Regions from separate parts of the Homo sapiens genome. Here region 2 is linked to region 1. A link is a contact called in ENCODE Hi-C or POLR2A ChIA-PET data. All regions are on one chromosome and are shown on one strand. The core of a region is the stretch at or near the end of the contact, and the rest is flanking DNA. Distances in the headings are between cores, read along the strand shown.

Region 1 (7,270 bases), core at 3,230-5,729:
TGTTCCCAAAGAATAGATGTCATAACTAATGACTGAAAGGTCAGATGAAGGCAAGGGACGACCTTCTAGTGGTTGGAACCACCTGAAGATGAAACAGGCTGTTCTTTAAGGTAGTGAGTCCCCATTCCTTGGAGCGTTCTCGTAAAGCCTGGGACAAGGGTCACAGGATTCCTAACCACTTCAGGGGCCTTTTCTAACCCTGGGAGTCCCTGAAATCCTGGACTCTTTTTAGCTACAACAAACTGAAAGACCTGACGATTCCATCCCAGGACTCTGGGATTATGGTCTGAAGTCTCATGAGAAATACCTCATTTTTTAACCCTCTACTTTCTTCCTCCACCTCCCTCTCTTCCAAAAAGAGCTTAAGTCAGTCCCTGTGACAGAAAGCAGAATAGAACAAATGAGTTAAGTCAGATGTCAGCTGCCACAACATAAAAGTAGAGTGGATGCTTGCTGAGGCCCCACTCTTGACAAGATGGAACCCCAGGCTCCTCAGGGGAGCCCCAGCAGCCCTGCCTGCAGGGGCCATTCCCACGCTGCTCCTGCCCTGTTTGCTGTCTCTCCCATCCATTATTATAAACTCGCTGCTTAAAATAGCAAGGTAAAAGGAGAGTCCCTGCCCCAGGGTGACATCTGGGTTCTGCTGGAGCTTGTGGGCACACGGACCTCACATCCATCACTGCAAAGTTTAGAATATAATCTCCAGGAAGTGCTGATCTAGAGCACCAACCCATAAAAGGAAAAAATATTTAGTAATGTTTGGTCTCCAAGCTGTTCCTTCTTTAACCCATTTTCAGGGCCCTTCTTGCTGCCTCTCCAGTCTGGTTCGGAAAGGGTTAGGTAGGCCAGTGCCAAGAGCTAATCAGCTTTTATGACTCTACTCATTCTGCCTCCAGCTAGTGCCTAACTAGAACCTGGCCCATTTTACAGGCCGGGAAACTGAGGTGCAGAAACGGAAACAACTTGACTGGTTCAGCTACCCTTGTATCTGGTGCAAATCTTCCAAGAGACTCTGCTGGGATAACTATCCAGTAATTTGTGCAACTGAAGAGGCTAGAAGTTCCTAAACCATATTTAAATATTTTATCTGCCCCTGCTCATGAAAGAAAACAAACTAATATGCTTTTGTTCATGCTTTCATTCTTCAGCTACTTCTAAGTCGCCTACTGAGCATCGGACACTATGCTAAATGTATTTCAAGTGCTATTTTCTTTAACCCCCATGAGATAGGTTTTATTATTTCCATTTAATATATTAAGGATCTAGGGCTCAGAGAGGTTCCGCAACCTGCTCAAGATCACACAGCTAGTAAGTAGCTGGTGAAGGGCTATAATCCAGGCTAGTCTGACTCCTAGGCCCGCCATCTTTCCTCTCTTCCACTCTGGCTTCTTCACCAGGAGTTCTGCTTGAGTGTGGCAGAAAAGACTAGCACGGGGGCCCTGCCTCCCAGGGGAGGGCTGGAGTGAGTACTCCCAGTGAGGCTAAGGATGGTGGGAGGCAGAGGGGAGGAAACAGGACCTACACTTCGGTTGTCGGGCCGGGGTCTTATGAGGGCTAAAGAGTGGCCTACAGTTGAGCCTGCATGTCCTCTGGTAGGTGGTAGCAGCAGGTGGAGGACGCGGAGGCCGGCCCTGCCTTGTAGGCTTCAAAGGCCTTACTGTATCCCAGAAAGTATAGAGCCATCATCGGGACGCACGGTTCAGGAACAGAATTTACAGAGACTATCTCTTTCAGTGCTGTCAGCAGCCCTGTGAGATGGGGAGAGTAAGTACTATTATTATTAACATTAAAGTTAGACCCATGTTACAGATGAGGAAACAGAGGCCCAGAGACTTGCCCAATGTCATCGCTCATGAATGGCAGTGCTGGGAATTCACCGAATCTGGGTCTGATGCTCCCCTTCCTTGCAGGGCCAAGCCTGTTCTCGGCAGGCAGCAGCAGCCTCTCATCATGGCGCCAAAGATGCCTCTCCCAGAGCCTTGCAACCTGCCTAGGAGAGACCAAACTCCTCTCTGAAACCACAGTATCCCAGGAGCACAGCCCGTAAGCTAAGCGGCTCTCAGATTCTCTCTGTGAATCTTTGAGCATTGAGGGAAGAGCCAAGAAGCCCTTTCGGGAAACCATGGGTTAACCTAGCCTCCACTGACCTTTCTGGAGTGACTCAGTATTCTCAGAAGGGAGTTTTTTTGTTCTTCCAGCTTTGAATTTTTGCTTTCATTTTAGCAGCACAAAGAATGTGAAAGAGATTAGGTTGCTATTAATACCACGGGTCTATCTCTAGATGGACAACTGATGGGGGGAATTGTTGGGGGTGACTGCACGTGGAGCTCTCTTAGCCCTTCTGCAAATCCAGAGGGTGATGGAGGGACACTGAGAACTCACCAGTCTTACCCCTGCACCCATTTTTACCAATGGGGAACCGAGGCCCAGAGGGGCAGGCATGTGACCAAGGCCACATCTATGAGTGAGGGGCAGAGTCAGAAAAGTCCCCAGAGCACCCATGCCCCGAGCCCGGCTGCATGTGGCAGCTTTCTGACTTTTCATTTTGACGGTTTTGCTCATAGTAAAGGGTAAGCCATTGTGTCTGTGCTGTGAAAGCAGGCGTCCTTCGGCAGTGACTCGTCATTGTTCTTGCTCTCATGCTCTCATGGTCACTCTCGCAGGAGAGAGGATGCTCCCCACAGGAGATCTGCTGAAAGTGCTGGGAGGTGCCTCTGGGGGTCCCCTGGGCCTGGCCAACTGCAGAGCTGGGTTCCGCGACTCCACAAGTGAGCCGGATGGGAAGCCTGCCTTGGGAAAGCCCCATCCTGCTTCCTAACCTTGGCCTGCTCACGGGGCTTTGTTGCTTGGCAGATTCCGTTCTAATCCTTCCTCTGCCTCTCCCTTGCTGGATAAATCTCCCCTGGCCTCAGTTCCCTCATTTGAAAATGGAGGTAATAGCACCCACCTTTTAGCGTTGTTGTAACGATTAAATCAGGAAATACATGCAAGGTGCTGGTACATAGAGTCCACTCAGTGCCCTCGCCATTCTCCAAACAGGGCAGCTGAGTTCTCTAAGCATGCACAGCATCAACAAAACCAAGCCAAGGCTCAGAGAGACTCTGGTGTTCATCCTAGTGGCTCAGAGCTCCCAGATTTGTCTCCTGCAAGTAAAAGAGACTCAGTCCTGGTCTTTGCTGTGGACAGTCCCAGGTCTGTGCTGGGCTTGCCCCATGTCTGTGCTGTGCTCAGTCCCAGGTCCGTGCTGTGGTCAGTCCCAGGTCTGTGCTGTGGTCAGTCCCAGGTCAGTGCTGTGGTCAGTCCCAGGTCCGTGCTGTGGTCAGTCCCAGGTCCGTGCTGTGCTTGCCCCGTGTCTGTGCTGTGCTCAGTCCTAGGTCTGTGCTGTGGTTACCCCATGTCTGTGCTGTGCTCACCCCATGTCTGTGCCGTGCTCAGTCCTAGGTCTGTGCTGTGGTTACCCCATGTCTGTGCTGTGCTCACCCCATGTCTGTGCTGTGCTCAGTCCCAGGTCTGTGCTATGGCTGCCCAAGGTCTGTGCTGTGGCTGCCCAACGTCTGTGCTGTGCTCAGTCCCAGGTCTGTGCTGTGCTTGCCCCAGATCTGTGCTGTGCTTAGTCCCAGGTCTGGGCTGTGCTCAGTCCCAGGTTGGTCTGGTTTCAAAGCCCCAGTTCTTTCCACTATCCCTGTACTCATGATGACTCCCCCAAAACAGAGGTTTTTGTTCCACAGGTGAGACATGAGGCCTAGTGTGGAATCCCTCCTGGAAGAGAGCCAGCCACAGTGTCTGGCCAAGTAGGTATTTGTGCTGTGCTGAACAAGTGGGTAAGTGAGTGACTGAAGGGGGTACAGCCACCCCCCAGTGTGTGGTGGAAGCCCCAGGATTCTCTCCTGAAAGTGGATCTAGATTGAAGGGAATTGTGCAGGAGCAGGAATGGTGAAGGGCGGAGATGCAGGGAGAAAGCCTCGGTGGCAACAGAAAAGGGAGGATGAGGAAGTGGAAGTCACTTCCCCCAAGACTGTGTCCCCTAAACAAAGTCACGTTTCGGGAGGCTGGCCCTGAGAACCCCGACAATCCTGGGGTTTGCACCTCTGTGGGAAACCTTCTTAGGGCCCGATTTTCTCCAGCCCTGCTCTCCGCTCCTGTGGAGCTCGTATAGGCTTTGTTGGCTGGGGGTGCCCTGGGAAGGAGCCAGCACCTGCTCAGACCAATGACAGGAAATAAGCCTAAACATCTCCCCAGGTTTCCTTTCCAGCTTGTTCACTTCAGGAATTCTTTTTTTAAAAATAGGTCCACTTGAAAAAATTTTTTCTTCTTCAAAATATGTACAATTGCTCAATCGGAGGCAGTTCAAAGGCACCGAGAATAGCAGCAAAGTATCTGAGCCTCCCATTTAGCGCCTAGCAGATATAAATCTTGCCCAGTTCTGTTTGTTCCAGGCTGCTCAGCAGCCTCTTCCCTGAGTCACTCACTCAAGAGTGACATGAGTCATCATCCTGGGGTCAAGGACCACACGGCATTCTGGGTCTGTGAGATCCCATAAAGGGCAGGGCACCGAGGGGTCTCCAGGAAGACATGGAGGATCAGGAACTGTCTCCTAGGCCCTAGGCTTGGCTCTGCCTCCCCACATGGGTGACTTTAGAGAGTCACTAAGCCTGAGAAGTAGGTGGATTTCTGGGCCCTTCTAACTTGTACTTTGGAGGAATCTCTTTAGTGGTGCACAGGAGCCTGCTTGTTCCAGCTCATAAGAGTCTAATGTAATTTTCAAGAATTCTGTGAACTGGTGGTTAAACACAGACATTATTAAAAAATAAATTACATGAACTCACATTAAACAAAAAGGAGATAAATACTCAAAATAACTGCTTTTTAATTATTTTACTACATTTTACTATTATCTATGCTCTTCTGAAGATTTATTTCTATTGTCTCTGCATAGCGGAAACTATATAATGATTTGCTACTGCCCATCTCTTCTCAGTTCCATGATCAGTGAGGGTGAGTTAGTAGCTTGCCATTGGTCATAGTGGGAGTATCTATACCATGGAAATTGGCAAACACTATGTACATATCAGGGCCTTTTCCCCCCAGAGAGCTGGCCGTGGAACATTGCCAGCACACCACTGAGCTACTCAGCCCCAGGCTCCCTGATTCTTGCTCCTACCAGGGTGCAGAAGGAACACAGATGACTTTAGTATCACCCCAAGATAGCACAGTTATGGAGACTTCATTGCCAATTGTCTTTGGACAACTTTTCCCAAGTGGACTATGAATCCCTTATCCTCAACACATCCCTGACAGAGCTCATTGTTTCTTTCCCTCCCCAGCCCACTCCTCCTGTGCCCCAGAGAATGGCACTCAAGCTACAAACCTAGAAGTCACCGTGACTCCTTCATTTCTGTCACCCTCCACATTCAATTAGATGACTCTGAGTCCCATCAATCCTAGTTCAGAAATGCCCTTCCTCCCATCCCTGGCACCCCTGCCCATGGCTCTGTGTGACCTGAGTCACTGCAACAGCCTCATTTGTCTCCTTACCTCTGGCCTGGTCCCTTCCAATGACCCTCCATAATGATACCAGAGCAGTCTGTCTGAAACACAAATTGGATCATCCTTCCCCTTCATAAACTCCTTGAGGATTGATTCCCTTTTACCATGGGGGGGCCAGTTCTGAGTCAAGCTCCTAGCCCCTCTCTCGAGGCTGATCCCCTCTTTCAACCTTTGTACACCTTATGCCCCAACCACAGTGGACCAAAAGCCAACCTCCAAACATGCCCTGCTTTTTTACACCCTTTGCATACATCCTCCTCCTTATACTTGGGCTGCCTTCTGTCCTCCTTCTATACTTTATGGGTTCCTACTTGTCCTCCAAGACCCAGTTCACATATCTCCTCCTTCATAAACCCATTCCTCCTCTTCACCTCAGGAAAAGTTACTCCCTTCCTGTAGTAGTTTCCTACTGCGTCTGTACCAAATTTCCACATATTTGGTGGCTTAAAACTGCACAAATTCATTATCTTACAATTCTTGAGGTCAGAAGTTCAAAATCCATCTCAGCAGGCTAAAGTCTAAGCATCAGCAGGGCTGTGCTTCTTCAGGAGGCTCTAGGGGAGAATCCATTTCCTGCCATTTCCAGCTTTAGAGGCTGCCTACATTCGTTGGCTGGTGACCCTTTTTTCTCCATCCTCAAAGCCAGCAGAGTCGCTGGCATCTTTTCTCCCCTCTGATCTCTGCTTCCCCCTTCACATTTCCTTCTCCTCTGACTTTCACCGTCCTGCCTCCTTATAAGAACTCATGATTACATTGAACCCGCTCAGTTAATCCAGGGTAATCTCCATCTAAGTATTCCCAATTTAATCATATCTGCAAAGGCCCTTTTGCCATTTAAGGTAACATCTTCATAGGTTCCTGGGTTAGGATGTAGACATCTTGGGGAGGGGGGAGTATTCAGCCTACTGCCCTATCCTCCCAGGGTACTTTGCCCAGAACTCAACCCAACTAGAATTTGAACATCTCAAGAGCAGAGACTCTGCCTTATTCATAGCTTTATGAATATTCTTATAATATTCATATTTTTATGACCTGCCTCCAGTACAGGGTCAAACACAGAATAGGCATTCACTAAATGTTTATTGAGTTAATAAATGAATGACACCGTATTTCTAAAAAGCAGAGAAGAAGGTTTTACATAGGCTGGGTGCAGTTGCCCATGCCTGTAATCCCAGGGCTTTGGGAGATCAAGGCGGGTGGATCACTTGAAGTCAGGAGTTCAAGACCAGCCTGGCCAACATGGTGAAACCCCATCTCTACTAAAAATACAAAACTTAGCCATCATCTGGGTTGCTATATAAGCAAGTGGGTGGCCTTGCCTGCCCTCATTCTCATTGAGCTTCCCCAGGTTAATGGCCAAGTTTTTCTCTCTCTCGATGATGTACCCGGGTTTCATGTCTTCTCTGCCACACAGATGTGCAAATTTCTCCCATAGTATTCTACAACTAAAACCTCACAAAAGGCCAGGGCCTCCTTCTCTGACACCTTCATGCTTCTGTTCTGCCATCCAGGAGTAATTTGCAAAGTGAATTTTCAGATTAACTTATCAATGGCTCTTCTAGCTTTAACCTAAGCCTAACAGAAGACCACAGAGCAGCCCCACCAGCCCCTCTGGCTCCGCTTGGAATGCTGACCAAAGCATTTCCTCAAACAGTTGGTTATGTGTGTTCAAATGCGGCAGCACCCTCGTGTCTGCTGCTGTGGTACTCTGGAACCACCTCCT
Region 2 (7,270 bases), core at 1,890-4,389, 53 kb before region 1:
TGCTCTCAGGCAGCTCACCTCCTACTGTGCAGCCTGGTTCCTAACAGGCCATGGTTTGGTACCGGTTTGCGGCCTGGCCCAGGGGATGCGGACCACTGGGCTAAATGTCTGTGCCCCCCACAAAGTCATCTGCTGACTTTTGGGGGGACATATCCTAACTCCTCAATGTGATAGTGAAGTGGGGCCTGGGCGAGGTGATTAGGTGAGGAGAGTGGAGCCCCACGAATGGAATTAGTGCTCTTATAAAAGGGACCCCAGAGAGTTCTGTTCTCTTTCCACCATGTAAGATATAATGGAAAGGTGGTAGTCTGCAAGCCAGAGATGGCCCTCACCAGAACCCGACCATGCTGGTGCCCTGATCTTGGCCTTCCAGCCTCCAGAACTATGAGAAATAAATGTTTGCCATTTAAGCCACCCAGTCTAAGGCCCTTTGTTACAGCAATTCAAACTGACTAAGACACACACCAAGCCTAGACTCAGCTCTCATGAAAGCAGCTCTGGGCCCCATCCAGGCTGAGAGAAGTGGCCTCTGCAGGGCCTGGGCCACAGTTTCTTCTGGTGCTTGGAGAAGCCCAATGTGAACACGCTATCCCTGGCGCCTGAAAGTAGGAGTCACACCCAGGCCACCCTGCCCCCTTCTGAGAAGCTCCCAAGGCTTTGGAGGACCTGTCCACAGCCCTGAGGGAACCAGGCCTTTGGGATCTCTGCCTCAGTTCCCCCCAACTCTCTGAGGAACACTGTCAGAGTCTTGGCTCAATTTTTCACTTCAGGAGACTATACTTGGTACCTGAGAGAAGCATGACACCCTGTATGGCCCTTGGGGACAGTCTCTGCTCCAGGGATTCCTCACATCAGGCTCCACAATTACCGTAATGGAAGCTTTGAAGTTTTCCAGTTCTTTCTCAGTGTTCTCCTCTGTCAGGTTGCGTTCCCTTTCAGCCTGGTTAATTCTAGATTCCAGAGTGTAGCTGTCATTTCTAAAGGCCAAGGACAGTTGCACAAACACGTTCTGTTGGGAACAAGGGTGTGAGAGAGGTGCTGGGAGGAGTTACTGCAGAGGACAAGGCTGCAGCTGTGCTCCTTGCACGAGCGTTTTGCAACGGCCCCTGGAACAGCCGCCAAAGCACCAAAGCAGCCATGTGCAAGGGAAACGCTCACTTCACAGGAAACCACAAAAAAGATGGTAAAGCAGGGACCAAGGTCCACGCTAGGCCCTTCCCAGAACCGGAGGTCCAAATGTATTCTACCAAAAAATAAGAAGAGAATAACACTTTGCTTTTTCCTGAATTTTAAGAAAATAACATCCTGTATCTGGGTTTAGATAAACTCAGGCCAGTACAGCTAATTGTGTAAGCATCTGGATTTATGCTGGGATTTATTGCATGAGGGGTTTTGGAGATTTTGCAGGAAAATACTGTATTGAAAGAAACTCCATGTGAGATTTAAGCATTGTTGACGTAAAGCAAACTTCAATCAGCATCTAGCCCGAGTATTCCAAATCCTGTATTGATAGAAGCTTTAAGTAGCTGCCAGGAGATTAAATAAGGCCAGGTATGATTCTGTTCGGTTAAGCTTTCTGGAATAAATAAATGTTTCATGCTAAAATTGCAGCCTGCATGAACAGACTTTGAAAAGATAATATTGGTCATACATGGAATTCCCAGAACAGTAGGAAACTACTAGGGAGAAGAAATAGACAGATGGACCTCACTCAGGAAGGAAGCAATGGTCTTCAATTTTACAGCCATCATCTGCCCTGAGTGGTAGCAGATTTATACCCTGCAGGGTTAGTAACCACAGGGGCTTCTGAAGTTCATGTAACATGGCCCATGGAAGGCAGTCATCTCCAGAAGAATTGAAGGTACAGAATTGACCCAATGATGATGATGAAGGCAATATTGAAAACTACTCCTTATTGAGCATCTACTATATGCCAGCACTGCTTTTCATTCTACAAATTCATGTAATCTCACAATAACCCTCTGGGGTGGGAACTGTTATACCTGTTTATGGGTAAAGAGGCCAAGACCAGAACGGTCATTAACTTGTTCAAGGTGACACGGAGTAACGGAGCCAGGATTTAACCTCAGACTGTCTGATTTGAAAGCCTGTTTTATTTCCACCATGCCGAGAGCTGTGTCCATATACATCTGCGGTCAGCATTTGGACATTAAACAAACCGCCCATGGCCCATCTTCACAAATGTCAGTGGGTAGGCTTAGAGCTCATAGCCCAGTGATAGAAATTTTCTGCCTTACCCGGCCTTGGTCAAGTCTATGAATAATGCTCAATGCTTAATTTTCTATACCTTGATTATCCCCTTAACAGCAGTGTGACACAATGAGTTCTGAATTCAGTGAGAACACTTGGATCTAGGTCTTGGTTTTGCCAACTACAGTATCTAGAAACTTGGTGTGGTTATTTACTCACTCAGTTTTCTCCTTTGTGCTGATTCCTGCTCCACCTGCTTTTCAGAGCTGCTGGTTAGGATCAGCTGAAAGGATGGCTATGCGTGTGTTATAGACTGCAAGTGCAATGCCTGTGTGCAAGTTATAGATACTACCTGTGGTAGATACTTCATACTGTCTGTCTTCCTCTGCTTATCTGGTCCACATCAGCAGTTCTCATTGTCTCACCTCTGATAAGTTCTCTTTGTCCGCTACAGAATGAAATGCAGATTCCCCTCAGCTCACTCACAACCCCGCTGGGACAAGGAGGCCCCAGTGAGGAAACCGGAAGGCTGGATTGCTGACAGCACAGCTTCCCGGCTCCGCTGAGCTGGCATTCTTGTAGCTGAAACCCTGAGGAGGCCAGCCCCCTTTCCCACTAAACTAAAGCTTAGAACTTGAAATCTGACCATTTTTCAGTAATTTTGAAATAAATTTGATTCAATTCTGCAGCCTCCCAGCTGGTTTTGTGTATCTAAGTCGTACATTTAAAGAATATAAACAATCCTTACAGGAATGTAAAATTTCCAACTACCTTCTCCCTTTTGCCCAAATTTGTCAAAATCTTCCATGAACGGACGTGGGAATGGGGATCTCATGGTTCAAGAGGGCTGGTCATGAATGTTCACATTACCCCACAGTCACTCTTTCTCATTTTTGTCTAAAAATGTCAGAGCTAGAGTCTGGAGGAAGAAATGTTTTGAATAAGCCCAGTCAAGCACGGGCACTAAATTTCATAACACACTTGAGTCACTTACCTCAACTTCCTTTTCAGTGAGTGGAGGGGCACTGTGAAAAAGAAAACACACAATTGAACTGTGTGCAACCTAGTCAATAGACCCAAAGGTGACTCTGAATGACCAGCAGACCATGTGTTTCCAGGGGTGGAGTAAGCTGTGTTGGTGAGAAGGAAAAGATGCAATGTCCCCTTGCCTGTGCTCTGTCACCTGTGAGATACTGACTCTTACGGCACCATGACTATCTCTGTGACTTTGGACAAGTTATTTAATCTCTCTAAGCCCCAGCGTGCTCATCTGCAAAATGGGAATCATATCACCTACCTTGCAGAGGTATTATAAGCACTATATGTACTCATGTATGTATGTGTATGTGTTTGTATGCATAAATATATGGCATCCACACTCAGTGGGCTCTCGGGAAATGTGACCTTGAACTCATAGCCTTGCTGTGAGAAATAAGAAAATGCATGTGATAAGGACTTTATAACTCATACACATCTAAGTTGCCATTATAATTGTTCTGGGGATATCCACCCAGGTCTGCAAAGCCTCACCCTCCTCTGTCTCTGAGGGCTGTGACAAAGGTGCATGCGGGCCAGAGAATAAATGGTAGGAGAGAGTGACCAGGGTTCTTCTCCACAGCAAGAACTTCTGATGGCTAGAATCACAGAGTGGCAAGAAAGCCCCAGCCGACACAGAGGCATCCTTTTGAGCAGCTCCTCGTCTGTGGCGTTCCCACAGCCAGGGCTCTCCAGCTATAGGCAGTCCCTGCATCTGCATGTCCACTCGATGCTGCTGTGGCTGCTGCTCTTGCTGGTAACTAAAGCTGGCCCCATCTGAAGTCCACACAATGTAAATAATGCACAGGCCCTTTCCTGTGCTGGGGCGGGGAGGCCTGGGAGGGGTCCTACCAGCGTCACAGAACTTGGCAACAGAGCATGCCATCAATAAGCTTCTCAGGAAACACAGCTTCCTCTCTTGAACGGGTGTGAAGGGACCCCAAGAGCAAAGGTAGGGGTCAGCCATCTCTGCAGGGGGCTGGTTCTCACCCCTAGGGAATGATATGAGTGCCTTCCTGTCAGGATGAGAAGACCCCATGGCCATGAAGTCAGCGGAGTCCAGAACACGGGACAAACAGCTGCAGGGATGTTTGACACTTACAGTCCTTGTCACAACCCCACCCATCAGGCCCTTGCCTTAACTGTCATCTACAGCATACACATATGATTTAAATGATTTGGCAAAACTTGCCAAGTTTGTTTCTGACTCCTGGGTTTGTTGGGATATTATGTGAAATGCACATATTTTCATAAATTATAAACCAAACATTTTTCTATTTCAATGACTCACATTCTGCTTTTTTGCTGTAGAACACACCCACCTTATTTTTATTTTATTTATTTATTTTTGGGGACAGGGTCTCGCTCTGCTGCCCAGGCTGGAGTGCAGTGGCAGGATCACTGCAGAGGTGGCTTACTACAGCCTTGAACTCCTGGGTTCAAGCAATCCTCCTGCCTCAGCCACCAGAGTAGCTGGGACTATGGGTGCATGCCACTATACCTGGCTAATTTTTTATTTTTATTTTTTGTAGAAACAGAGTTTCACTCTGTTGTCCAGGCTGGTCTTAAACTCTTGGCCTCAAGTGATCCTCTTGCCTTGAGCCTACAAAGTGCTAGGATTACAGGTGTATGAGCCACCACACCCAGTTAGAACATACCCACCTTAAAAAAAAAGTGGGGGTCTGGGGGGAAACTCTGAGGACTCAGAGAAGTATGATTTAGGCAGAGAAGCCACATGGTATGTCTGGTGTCTGATGCAGATAACTGTGCCTTACAAATGGGCATAGGTACCCGGGGGCAGAGCTGTGAGCCTCTAAAAGGACACAGCATCTTTTTTAAGTGACTATTTGTATATCTTCTCTGAAGAAATGTCTATTTAAATCCTTTCCCCATTTTGAAAAATTGGTTATTTATCTTTTTATTGAGTGTAAGCCTTCTTTATATGCTCTAGAAACAAGTTCCTTTTCAGATAAGTGATTTGCAAATATTTCATTCTGTGGGTTGCCTTTCACTTTCTTGACACTGTTTGCAGCACAGAAGTTTTTATTTTGAGGAAGTACTATTTATTTTTAAAATCTTGTCTCTTGTGTTTTTGGTGCCATATCTAAAAAACCCAAAGACATGAAGATTTACTTATATTTTTTCTTTGAAGAGTCTTATAGTGTTCTCTCTGACATTTAGGTCTATGATCCATTATGAGTTAATTTGTGTGTTTTGTGTGAGGTAGGGGTCCAACTTCACTCTTTTGTATGTGGCTATCCAGTTGTCCCAGCACCGTTTGTTAAAATTACAATTTTTTTCCTCTGTAAATCTTACCAAAACCCTTGCATGAGTGGCTTTTTGTCATTTGTTATTTGCACATCTCAAATTATTACTTTATCACAGAGGCCTTTCCTTGACCTCCTACCCAATGCCCCACTCTCATGTCATTCTCTAGATGTGCCCTATTTTATGGTCTTTCTACCAACTTTACTCTTTCAAATCATTCATTTGGTTACTTAAATGTTATTTGTGCTTTGGGAGGCCGAGGTAGAAGGATCACTTGAGGCCAGGAGTTCAAGATTATCTTGGGCAACATAGCAAGACCCTATCTCTACAAAAAAATATTTGAAAACTTAACTAGTCATGGGTAAATGGTGTATCTGGGATTGAAACCCATGTCTCCTGGCTCAAAGCCCATTCTCTGCTGCCATGAGCTTCTGGTGACCCTTATGCCTTCATGAACTGTGCTCACCTAAGAACCCCACCTGGCCTTTGAGTTGAAAACACCCAGCCTGGCCTTTCATTATTCTTTTTGTTTCGAATGCATTATCCCTATCTAGACAATTGGACTTTGGCCCTTCTGGGTTCAAGAATTAAGACTGGTGTTCCTCTGTGTCCCACCTAGAATCCAACACAGGGGCCACTCGGTACAGGGCCTTCTGTAACCCACATCCTGATTTTACCTTCCAGGGAGACTCCTGTGGACCCGCAGTTTGCGCAGCAGCACATCAGAAATATTAGGCATGACATCTAAGCCACTCTTTGACTCTTCTTCCTCAATAGCTGGGGAGAGTTCAGAAGGAAGCCCTGAAAAAAAAGTGCTTACTTATAAAATGTCTCTTTGAAATCACAGTAGTACTGTTGGCAGCTAGCTTCAGGAGCTTTGACATTTATAAGTATCTAGTTCTATGTTAAGGGCTTTTTAATTGTTATCTTACATTATTCTCACAATGAGCTAGAACTTAGTCATCCCATTTCACATGTAGATAAGCCAAGGCTCAGCAAGGTTAAGTCACTTGCTCAAGATTACAGAACTAGCAAATGACATGGCCAGACCTCAAGGTCTACCTGCTTCAAATGTTATGTTCTTCCCTTTGCTTCCCACAGTATTAAGCTGGCAATTGGAAGCTGGTTGGCTCTTTGGCTATAATGTTTGGGAAAAAAACCTGCTCCTTGGCAGGCTTCTCAGGAGACCTGTTGTTCAATTATTCCTCCTCGGATAAATTAAAATGTTCTATATTATGTATCCTACTTAGAAATTAACATCTGATTCCATACCCCATAGATAAGAGATTTTCCAGAGTAAACCTAAGGTTGCTAGATCTTTTACAGATCTCAGAAACATAAATGCCTCCTAGTCAACAGAGACAATGAACAGCTTTTTGTTTTTTAAACTTCTAAAACTATCTTGGGTCTGTGCTTTGAAGACAGAATGAACAAACCAAGTATTCTCTTTTCCATAAATCTTTCTCCTGTTTGAAAACAGCTCCTGTGCCTCTCTAAAGCTTCTCTTCTCCAGACTCTAGCTCCATTTTTCCAACAAGCTCACTGTGCTCCACTGTGGCCCATGGTCTCTAGATACCATCCCATTCCTGCACACATTCTGGTTTGTTGCTGTTACAGAGGCCCAGATGTTCTCTAACAAGATCTTAGCACAGGAAGACTTTGGTAAATGTCCCTGGCATTGATGTTTGTTATTCATGCAGCATAGATTTTGTGTGCCTGACTACGGGCTTACAGTACACTTAGCATTAAGCAAAAC

Evidence for each region. Hi-C counts contacts between places; a loop is a spot of excess contacts on that map. ChIA-PET counts read pairs that join two places held with the same protein, here RNA polymerase II (POLR2A). Pooled maps may share reads with other maps.
Region 2: a loop to region 1 is called in a map of CD14-positive monocyte, with 2.4 times the contacts of the local background. The contact joins two enhancer-like sites. A Hi-C loop is called at or near these places in 5 of 168 maps with a recorded cell type or tissue (CD14-positive monocyte, PC-9, ascending aorta and 2 more), 4 of 37 single-sample maps with no recorded cell type and 7 of 50 pooled maps. POLR2A ChIA-PET finds 5 or more read pairs at or near these places in 2 of 52 experiments (MCF 10A and activated B cell).

Annotation. Positions count from the first base shown.
Region 1 is chr11:10,655,437-10,662,706 of GRCh38, forward strand. The region is part of intron 1 of IRAG1 (inositol 1,4,5-triphosphate receptor associated 1); the gene reads right to left. Among named protein-coding and RNA genes, the nearest start is that of IRAG1, 35 kb to the right of the region's middle. RefSeq lists enhancers at 1,411-2,610, 2,215-2,364, 3,733-4,932 and a silencer at 3,986-4,280. Within about 2 kb of position 4,480, at least 25 of the 41 ENCODE cell types and tissues checked have a DNase peak (open chromatin) inside an H3K27ac peak, as active enhancers do; they include CD14-positive monocyte and ascending aorta, where a contact is called at or near this core.
Region 2 is chr11:10,603,537-10,610,806 of GRCh38, forward strand. It overlaps IRAG1 (inositol 1,4,5-triphosphate receptor associated 1), which reads right to left. Exons shown (of 21, transcript NM_130385.4): 11 at 6,192-6,315; 12 at 3,206-3,236; 13 at 869-1,009. Among named protein-coding and RNA genes, the nearest start is that of LYVE1, 39 kb to the left of the region's middle. RefSeq lists enhancers at 2,586-2,880, 2,606-2,900. Within about 2 kb of position 3,140, at least 21 of the 41 ENCODE cell types and tissues checked have a DNase peak (open chromatin) inside an H3K27ac peak, as active enhancers do; they include CD14-positive monocyte and ascending aorta, where a contact is called at or near this core.